Regions from separate parts of the Homo sapiens genome. Here region 2 is linked to region 1. Evidence: chromatin loops called from intact Hi-C (ENCODE). Cell type or tissue: psoas muscle. All regions are shown on one strand.

What was found. Peaks named below come from ENCODE experiments on the same cell type or tissue, not always from the same donor. Only the 100,000 strongest peaks of a DNase experiment are listed, where the experiment ranks them.
Region 2: a loop joins it to region 1, with 6 times the contacts of the local background. A loop is called at or near these places in 2 of 110 quality-filtered maps.

Annotation. Positions count from the first base shown.
Region 1 is chr18:62,644,628-62,649,627 of GRCh38, forward strand. No RefSeq gene overlaps it. Among named protein-coding and RNA genes, the nearest start is that of PHLPP1, 68 kb to the right of the region's middle. In psoas muscle, no CTCF peak of the experiment used is centred here; no DNase peak of the experiment used is centred here.
Region 2 is chr18:63,097,684-63,102,683 of GRCh38, forward strand. No RefSeq gene overlaps it. Among named protein-coding and RNA genes, the nearest start is that of BCL2, 220 kb to the right of the region's middle. RefSeq lists enhancers at 1,075-1,204, 1,235-1,304, 1,335-1,394. In psoas muscle, no CTCF peak of the experiment used is centred here; a DNase peak (open chromatin) is centred at 2,518; H3K27ac peaks cover 694 bases.

The DNA of each region.
Region 1 (5,000 bases):
AAACACAAATGGCCAGACTTCAGGGGAAGATTACCTTCCCACTCCATCCTCTTTCCAGCTCCCCTTCCTGCTAAGAACCACTTCCACTGGCAATAAAATCCCCCATGTTTACTATCCTTCAATTCATTCGTATGACCTGATTTTTCCTGGACACCAGACAACAGCTTGGGGTACAGAAAGCTGTCACAGTGACCCTCTGCCCTCGTGAAAAGGCAGAGGGTCCACTGAGCTGTTAAACACTTAAGCCGTCTGTGGACAGCCAAGCTCAAAGCGCTGCCTGTAATACATGCCCTCTGGGGCTTCAAGGGTCATGGGTACCACCCCCTGCAAGATGCTGCCGTGGGGCCTGCATGGAGTTTTGCACCTGCCAGCGCCTGAAAGCATTAACTCCAGCTCCTGCACCCACTCACCTGTGTGCTCCTCTTCCCACGAGGGGTTGAAAGCTGCAGGCTGAGTAAATGAGGCATCCTTGTCACAAGGCCCATGAAAGGGTCAGGGAAAATTTCCATTTTCAGTTAAGTTGGGACCATCTGGACTGCTTTTTGGCAGCTGGGCTGCCAACATACTCTTCTCAGACAGTTCTCTCTGCTGCCTCTCTTCTCTCTTTCCCAGGCCTGATTTATTCTGGATGGTTCAAGTTCCATCTGAGTACAATGTTCTCTAGAGTGGTCTATGGGGAGGCGGAGGCAAAGAGGATCACTTGAGGCCAGGAGTTCAAGACCAGCCTGCGCAACAGTAGTGCCACTCCTTCTCTACAAAAAATAAACATAAATTAGCAGGATGTGGTAGTGAGCATCTGCAGTCCCAGCTACTCGGGAGGCTGAAGCAGGAGCATTACTTGAACCCACACTTCAAGGCTGCAGTGAGCTATGATTGCACCACTGTACTCCAACCTGGGTGACAAGATACAGAGACCCTGTCTCTAAAAAAAAAAAAAAATACATATATATATATATATATATATATATATATATATATAGAGAGAGAGAGAGAGAGAGAGAGAGAGAGAGAGGACCAGGAGCAGTGGTGCACAACTGTAATCCCAGCACTGTGGGAGGCTGAGGTGGGTGGATCACCTGAGGTCAGGAGTTCGAGACCAGCCTAACATGGTGAAACCCCGTCTCTACTAAATACAAAAAATTAGCTGGGCATGGTAGTGCATGCCTATAATCCCAGCTACTCAAGAGGCTGAGGGAGGAGAGGCACTTGAACCTGGGAGGCGAAGGTTGCAGTGAGCTGAGATCATGCCATTGCACTCCAGCATGGGCAATAAGAGCGAAACTCTGTATCAAAAAATAAAAATAGAGTGTCTAGATATTTCTCCTGGAGATTAATTCACTTTCTTCCCTATTTATATAGTCATCTCATAGAATGTCATGTTGTTCCATGTTGTTGCAGAAAGACTACAGATTTACCTGCTTTTCCAGATTTGTTGGTAGTGTTTTCTACAATGCTGATCCTAACCCAAATTGTGATGGGAGACAGAGTTTTCTCTGGAGTCCCCTCTCTACTCTTTATTGTAGTCTCCATCCCATATTTTGGATCTTAAGCTGTTTCCCAAACAAAATCCTTTTCAAGACAAAATTTGAAACCAACTCATCCCAAGCGTAAGTGGTTGTCAACAACTATCAGCTCAACTTGTTAACTCTACCATTTTGAAAGAGGCAGAGTCTGAAAGCAAAGGCCTCATGCACTTAAATTAGAGAATAGGGATATTATTCACTTTTAAGGAATAGTAAACAAGGAAGAGAGAGAGTTTGTTGCTCAAAGAAGCTTTCCTGGTGCCCCAGAAATCACATTAAATAACCAAATGGCAGTTTGTAATGTTCCCTGCATTCCCTATTTTAATATCTCAGAATTGGCAAATGGGGATTTAAAACAATAATGACCGTTGATTCATTAGCTGATTCAATTCGTTTCCAGACATTATAAGACCTCCCTCAACCCTCAATAAAACAACAAGCAATTTAAACCCCATATTACCCAAACATCATATCTTTCCTTATGAGAAAAAAATACGCTTATAAATGGAAAGGATAGTTTTTTTTTCTTACTCAATCCTTTAAAGTGTCTACCATAGCAAGATGAACAGTGTAAGCATTCAATGACTTTATTGGGTAAATATCAGAGTTTTACCTATTAATGCATTCCCAGAGATAGCCTTGATGTCAGTCTTAACAGTGTATTATTTGTTTAGTTATTTATTTTTTAGATGGAGTCTTGCGCTCTTGCCCAGGCTGGAGTGCAATGGCACAATCTCAGCCCACTGCAACCTACACCTCCTTGGGTTCATGCAGTTCTCCTGCCTTGGCCTCCCAAGTAGCTGGGATTACAGACTTGCACCACCACAGCCGGCTAATTTTTGTGTTTTCAGTAGAGACGGGGTTTTGTCACGTTGGCCAAGCTGGTCTCAAACTCCTGACCTCAAGTGATCCATCTGCCTTGGCCTCCCAAAGTGCTGAGATTACAGGCATGAGCCACCATGCCCAGCCAACAGTGTATAATTAGTAATGTATATCAGCTGAAATTTCATACAGTCTTATCTATATATTTGCCTTAAGATAAAGTTTACAAAGAAAATATTCACCATTTTCAACTAAAATTTTGAATATTTTCTTAGGAAACAAAAAAATGCCTATTTATCTAGACCTAAAATTCAATATATTTGATACCAACATATATATGTATATTTATTTATTTGTATTTATGACCAGCCTTCCAAAATCATGTTCAACTTTATTCTTAAATTGACTTCTGTCAGCAATTTTTTCCAATTTCTTATTTTTAGCAATATTATTTCTTTTTCTTGTTTTGCAAATATTAGTGATGATAATACTAATAAGTATTTGCACCCTTGAAACCTCGTGCTTTTCTTAGTTTTTAAAAGTCTTCACGTATAGTATTATTGATTTCACCCTCACATATATCCATGAAATAGCAAGAGGGAAAAAGAGCTGAATGTTTATCACAAAACAGACAGCAAAATGCACCAGCTGCTCTTCCGGGAGACCTAGTCAGGAAGCGAGGGGTGGAAAACAGGTGAGAAATATTCTGACAGGGAGGAGCAATGAGGGGTGCCACTAGGTTGCTCTTGTCCCCTACCAGAGAGATTTTTAAAATCCATATTGTTCTTCATCAGTCAAATACCCATTTGCTTTTTGAGCCAAAATGTGATTTTAAAGAAAGTACTTAAGAGATGGAACAGGGCCAGGCAGATCCCAGCACTTTGGGAGGCTGAGACGGGCAGATCACTTGAGGCCAAGAGTTTGTTTGAGACCAGCTTGGCCAACATGGCGAAAACCCATCTCTACAAATGTACAAAAATTAGCTGGGTGTGGTAGTGCACGCCTGTAATCACAGCTACTCGGGAGGCTGAGGCACGAGATTCGCTTGAACCCGGAAGAGAGAGGAGGCAGTAAGTGAGATCTTGCCACTACACTCCAGCCTGGCAAGAAAGCAAGATCATGTCTCAAAAGAAAAAAAAAAAAAGAGAGAGAGAGAGAGAGAGAGAGAGATGGAACAATCACAGCCCAAAGATGAACATTCTGTCAAATACCGAGCCTCCCTGGTTTCTTGCTGAAGCTTGGGAAATCCCCTGGCTTTGCATTTCTGTGGACTCTCAACATCCATTCCCTCCCTTCCTTCCAACGCCTCCTTTTTCAGCGTTTTAGAATTGGGCCAATTACAATGGAGATATGGATATATCTCCAGAAAAGTCAATCTGCAAGGAAAAATTAACCATACAGTATTTTGAAAGCTGCCTAGCAGCAGAAAACACATCGCCACGGGCTTGCATAAACTGTGCCTAAATTTTGGAAATCATAAGTGGATGTGAATGTAACACTCCTGAGTTACACATTGGGTGTGGCCCTCAGAAAATCCTATCAGAGTACACTGGCATTTAATAGACCATTTCCTCTGTTGTTATGGGGCATCCTGACAATGTATTGTACAAATTTGCCACATAAACTGGTAATAGCCCTTAGGAAAGCAGTTTAGCTGTGGTGTCGAGAATGATTTAAATGTTTATCCCCTTTCACATAATAATCTCACTCAAGCCTGGCACGGTGGCTCACGCCTGTAATCTCAGCACTTTGGGAGGCCGAGGCAGGAGGATCACTTGAGCCCAGGAGTTCAAGACCAGCCTGGGCAACATAACAAGACCTTGTCTCTACAAAAAAAAAATTAGCCGAGCATGATGACACATGCCTGTAGTCTCAGCTACTCAGGAGGCTGAAGTGGAAGGATTGTTTGAGTCCAGGAGGCTGAGGCTGCAGTGAGCTGTGATTATGCCAGTGTGCTCTAACCTGGGAGACAGAGTGAGACCTTGTCTCTAAAAAACAATAATAATAATAATAACAATAAAATAACAATCTCGCTCACTCCTGGAAATTGATCCTAATAAATCTTTTTTGTCAAGCTATGTATTTAAAGATGTTTATTACAGTGGAATCTGTAAGGAGGGATGGGTGTGAAAAAGGGATACATAACTTATTCAATATTACTTGAATAGCTATGTGAATTATAGCATATATATCCTGTAAAATGTTATGCTGCAATTGAAAAGTTTAATTATGTAACAATGTAGAAGAATGTCAATAATATCATATTAAGTAGAAACAGCAGAATATAAAATTGTACATGCCCTCTGATTAAGAAACTGTAAAAAATACTAATGTCTGAAGAACAGAGCCTGGAAGGGACTAAAGAAAATCAGAACAAATATATTCAGATGCTGCAACAGAGTTGTCTGGGGGGTTCTTTCAAAAGTTCCTTTTAGCTGGGCACGATGGCTCACATCTGTAATCCCAGCACTTTTGGAGGCTGAGGCCGGCAGATCACCTGATGTCAGGAGTTCAAGACCAGGCTGGCCAACATGGTGAAACCCCATCTCTACGAAAAATACAAAAATTAGCCAGGCGTGATGGTGCGTGCCTGTAGTCCCAGCTACTTGGGAGGCTGAGGCAGGAGAATCGCTTGAACCCTGGAGGCAGAGTTTG
Region 2 (5,000 bases), 450 kb after region 1:
AGCAAAGCCATCAAATGTCAACCAACACACCAAGGAAGGTCCTTGCAGATGGAACACAGGGAAACTGTTATCTCACAGGAGTGGTACCAGCACGTAAGGGAGTCAAGCGCAGCAAATTCTAAGGTGCAGAGAAATGGACCACTGTCAATTTCCAGGAACTCATTTCACTCCTGTCTTTTCACATTAATGTTTCTCCTTTCCAGGAAAGCCAAGGAAAAGACTTTTCATCCAACTGGCTTAGGAGGCAAGACAGAAACCTTTTCCGCATAAGATCCTATCACAGCTGGGCAAATTCTGTACCTAAATCTTTGGAGATGAGTGGCCTCTCGGTGTTTTCATTATTTATAATTAATTGTTCATTTATCAGACTTTGTGGAGTGTCTCAATGGGCAGCGAGGTGTGAGGCACAGGGAGTATGTGGTAAAGCCCTCAAGCCCTCTGCCTTCACGCAGCATCCATTTGGGGGGATGCACCCCCAACCCAAGGCGGGGGTGTGTGCTGTGGTGTCACAGGAAGTGCTGCCTTTCTCGAATGGGGCTGTGTTTACACAGGGCCAGGAGAACTAGATGCTGAATTGGGGTCAGGCTTCAGGAGTCCTGGCTTTTGGGACCACTTTGACACTTCCTGTCTTCACAGCCGTCATCCTATTTCAGGATTCTTATCCCCAAAACAGGAATATTAACACAGCTCCGCCTGTCTCTGCAGGTCATCAAGAGCAAGCACCTAGTGAGTGTGAAAGCATCTTCAGTGTGGGAGTTGCTGTATAGATGCAGAGTTTTACTACTGAAAGGAGGAATACTACTGTTGATTTGTTTTTGTTTCTCGGTTGTTGTGCGTGTGTTTTGTTGTTGTTGTTGTTGTTTTACCATCTTGGTCCTAAGTAGCTCGTTTGCCGGCCCAGCCTTAATGGCCAGTTGGCTCCAAGTCAGAAGACATGATCTCCTCCCCCATTCTCCATGCCATTGTTTAAAGCCCCTCCTGAGGAATGGGCTGCCTTGGTGTTTTGTCAGTTCAAACCACATCCTGCCTGTTTCCACTTTCCATAAGACAACTCGCAACACCGGTGGTTTTCAGATGTGGCCGGCTTCTTGGTGAAGCGATAGCAGAGGCCTTGTTCACAGAAGTGAAAATAATTCACCCAGTGGTTAGCACATCAGGTGTGGGCATTGAGTGTACCCCGCTCCCTGCTTGATCCCAATCCCTGGTTGGGTTTGGGAGTGGACGGCTGCCCAACCTCCTGGCACTGTCTTGACCCACAGCCTTCTCTGGGATGAGGACTAAGCCAGAAGCAGTAAGGACAGAGGTGTCTCAGGCTGTCCAGGCCTGGCCTGAATCCCATGACAGCAAGGGTGTGGCCTGCAGAAGCTGGAAACGACCACGGTGGCCTTCTAGTAACTTTACAGATGAGGAAACTGAGTCCAGAGAGGGCTGGTCAGTTGCAGGCAGAGCCTGGACTGGCACCTGGGTCTCTGGGCTCCAGGCTCAAGTTCATTCTAAGCAGACCAGTTGTACCCATCGCTGTAATTGAAAGACTTGTTGGCATCAACAGAACTAGTAACTGGGTTTGGTCCTGGTGACCAAGGGGCACATCTCCCAGCTGGAAGCTGTTTGCTAAGAGCAAGGTTACGGCCCGCACTGGGCTACCAAACAACAGAGCAAGCCCACGCTCAGGGCATCAGCAAGCAGGGTTATGAAATAAAACAAACATTTGAAAGAATTCGACACTTGAAGAAGAAAAAGAGGAGGTGAAGGAGGGCAGAAGGAAAGTCGGAAGCAGCAGCAGCAGCCAGTCATCATGAGAAAATCAGAGCTTTGTGGGATTTTAAAACTTGTGGTTTGGAAACGTTTTTATTATTTAGATGCATGAGGGCAGACACCACCATCTTTTAAATGTTCACAGGAGGCCAAAGTATGCAAGAGCCACGGCCTAAAGCAGGGCTGTGGGCAGAGCCAGACCTGGGCCGTCAGAGTCCAGGGAAGGGCTCAGGACCGGGCTGTGCAGCGTGTCCCGAGTGTATCACCCACAGCCCCACGATGTGCAGTGGGCAGACCAGGCCAGCAGACACATGGCCCTCTATCTCTACTTCCTTCTGGGAGGGTCTGGGAGGCTAAGGTAGCCCTGACCATAGAAAACATGGATTTTCCAAGACGTCTTCCCTGGAGACTTCTGCTCTTGAACAATGCTTATCTATCACAAGGTTGAGGGCTCTCCTTATCTTTCAAGAGTATGAGGTGGCCTGTAAATGCTTCACTTATTAACTCAGCTCTGATTCTCCCTGGGAGGCCAAGGGCTGAGTGAAACTCTAACGTGGGCATGTGGACAGCTTGTGGTGCCCTGTAGCTCTGCACCATGGGCCTGCAGGTGCACAGCCAGTCCCATGGCCTCCAGAGGAGCAGCGCAAACCCTTAGCCTGGGTGGGGAAGGAGCACAGCGCCAACAGAACTACTGCTGGAGTGGGCCCCTGTCTATCACCAGCACCTGGAAGTGCCCCATCCCAGGCCTGTCCCAGCCCGGCATCTGAGCTAATTACAGCTCCGTTGTGGGGAGAGTCAGCCGTGTCAGTTTAACTGACAGCCCAGATAAGAGGTACTGGGCAGAGTCTCACAGGTTGCACAACAAACCACTCTGCCAACTGAGGGCAGAGGCAAGTCTTTTTCAGTCCCTATGGTCAGAAACGAATTTCCTGGATGGCTGTCTTCTCCACCTCCTCTCCATCTCTTATTTTTAGTTTTCAGGTTGGTCTGAATTAGGTTTTGGCTTTTTGGGGGTGGGGTGGGGGGAGGATGATGGGTGATTTTTTCTTTCACTCATTTAAGCATCAGCCTCGTATCTGGCATCTGGCCTGTGCCTTCCTTTCATGGTTCAAGATGTGCCCAGGGCTGTCGTATGTCATTGGCCAGGGTTGGGAGCCCATAACGCCAAGGCCACCAGCTCCACTGTGATGAGCAGATGAGCTTGGCCATGTGGCAAACAGTGAATTTAGTGCTGCAGCATGTTCAGCGGATTCATGAAGTCTTCTGCTCATTCAAGAAGGGATGTTCTCCCTGACAGCTGCATCCCCAAACTCACACCAAACAGCTTGCCAGTCAGGTGCCCCCACCCCCGTGCTATGAAGCTCTCCCCATAGAAGATCAATCAGCCTTCCTCTCCTGTGGGCTCCACCTGCACCCCTCGCTCCAACACCATCTGCCCACACCGTCCTGTGTAGTTGCTGTCCATTTATTCCATCTCCATTATAGTGTCTGTCTGAACAGCAAATATGAGGCTTCACAGAAGCATTGAAGATCTAAAAAGCATTTGTAACTGACTGTAAGCGAATTCAGCATGAGGCCTCAGGTGGCATACGAGCCTCTGGCACTTTCGTCTTACCCACACTTGAGACACTGTAGATCTCAAGGCAACATCAGGACCATCCAGGGCAGGTGGCAACAATTTTCTTTTAAAATTCCAAGGTAGCTTAAGCCAAGCCTGTAAGTGGATTGATAGGCCTCAGGTTCAAGACCAGAGAAAAAGAATAGGAGAGAAAAGTGACCCTCAAATGGCCAAGAAAAAGAAGGCAGGAGAGAAAAGAGGGAGGGCCACCCACGGTTTGCACAGGTGCCATCTCCAGAGCCATGGGGTGCTGCACCTGAGGCTGCAGCTCCTGGGCACAGCGGACCCGACCCTCCTGAACCAGGGGACCAGCAGCACAGGCAGCCGATGTGTGGCTCTCTCCAAGCTCTGAGCTTGGGGGCACTGAGTGGAGGGGAATATCCAGTTCGGAGGACCTGACGCTTCTGGCTCTCTGCTCCTCCAGGCTCAGCTGTTGAGTGCAGACACAGGCTCTGGGAGGCCAAGGACTTCATGACTGGGCTCACTCCCAGCAGGGCAAGTGGGGTCCTGGGGCCTGAGCCCCTGGCTATCTGCCACTGCTCTCTCAGACACCACGAAGGAGGCTCCGCAAAACACCATGTCCCTAACAAAACGGGATTTGACCGATTCTGTTGCACATTCAAGGTGTTAAAGCTCCAACCTGAATAAAGGCTGTGCAACTACATAATGCTGTAAACAGAGCCTCTGTGGAGCGCGTGCGTGTGTGAGCTTAGCTCCGAGCCCACATTCTCCTAGAGTGGTGGAGGGTCTCATCCCACCTCCCAGTCCCTCCTGGGCCCGCCCCCAGGAGCTAACCAGCGTCCGGAATGGCCTGGCTTTGGGTCTTCGCCGTGGCTATAGCCTCTCTACCTGGACCATCTGATTCCTGTTCTGAGCTGAGCCTCCAGCCCTAGGGTGTAGGGAGGCGGAGCTCACCCTCTTTTCCCTCCCCGTGAAGCCGCCTTCCTGTGCGCTAATGTTTTACCCTGGCTGAATTTAAACAGATGTGGTCAAGGATGGCGGGTCCCCAACGTGACCTCCCTGGCTCTGCTATGCATGCCTAATCCCCGTCCCCCAATCGATCACTCCCCGGACTCTCCCCTTCTCCCCTCTCCTATGCGACCACCAGTTGCTCACCAATAATTCGAAACTGCCTTTTTGACAGAGAAAATGAGTGTCAGCTGTTTGCCTACCACGCCTGATTCTAAGAATTAAAGTGAACAAAAAGTTAAGAGAGTGAATGTTGATCACAACAGAGTTCACTGGTAATGAAATGAGATTCCTGGAAACGTACTCTTCACCCTGGAGCTGGTTAAGAAGGAGATAGAGACCATCCTGGCTAACATGGTGAAACCCCGTCTCTACTAAAAATACAAAAAAATCAGCCGGGCGTGGTGGCGGGCGCCTGTAGTCCCAGCTACTCAGGAGGTTGAGGCGGGAGAACGGCCTGAACCCGGGAGGCGGAGCTTGGAGTGAGCCGAGATCGCACCTCTGCACTCCAGCCTGGGTGACAGAGCGAGACTCCGTCTCAAAAAGGAAGAATAAGAAAACACAGGCCAGGCACGGTGGCTCACGCCTGTAATCCCAGCACTTTGGGAGGCTGAGGCCGGCGGATCACTTGAGGTCAGGAGTTCGATGAAACCCCGTC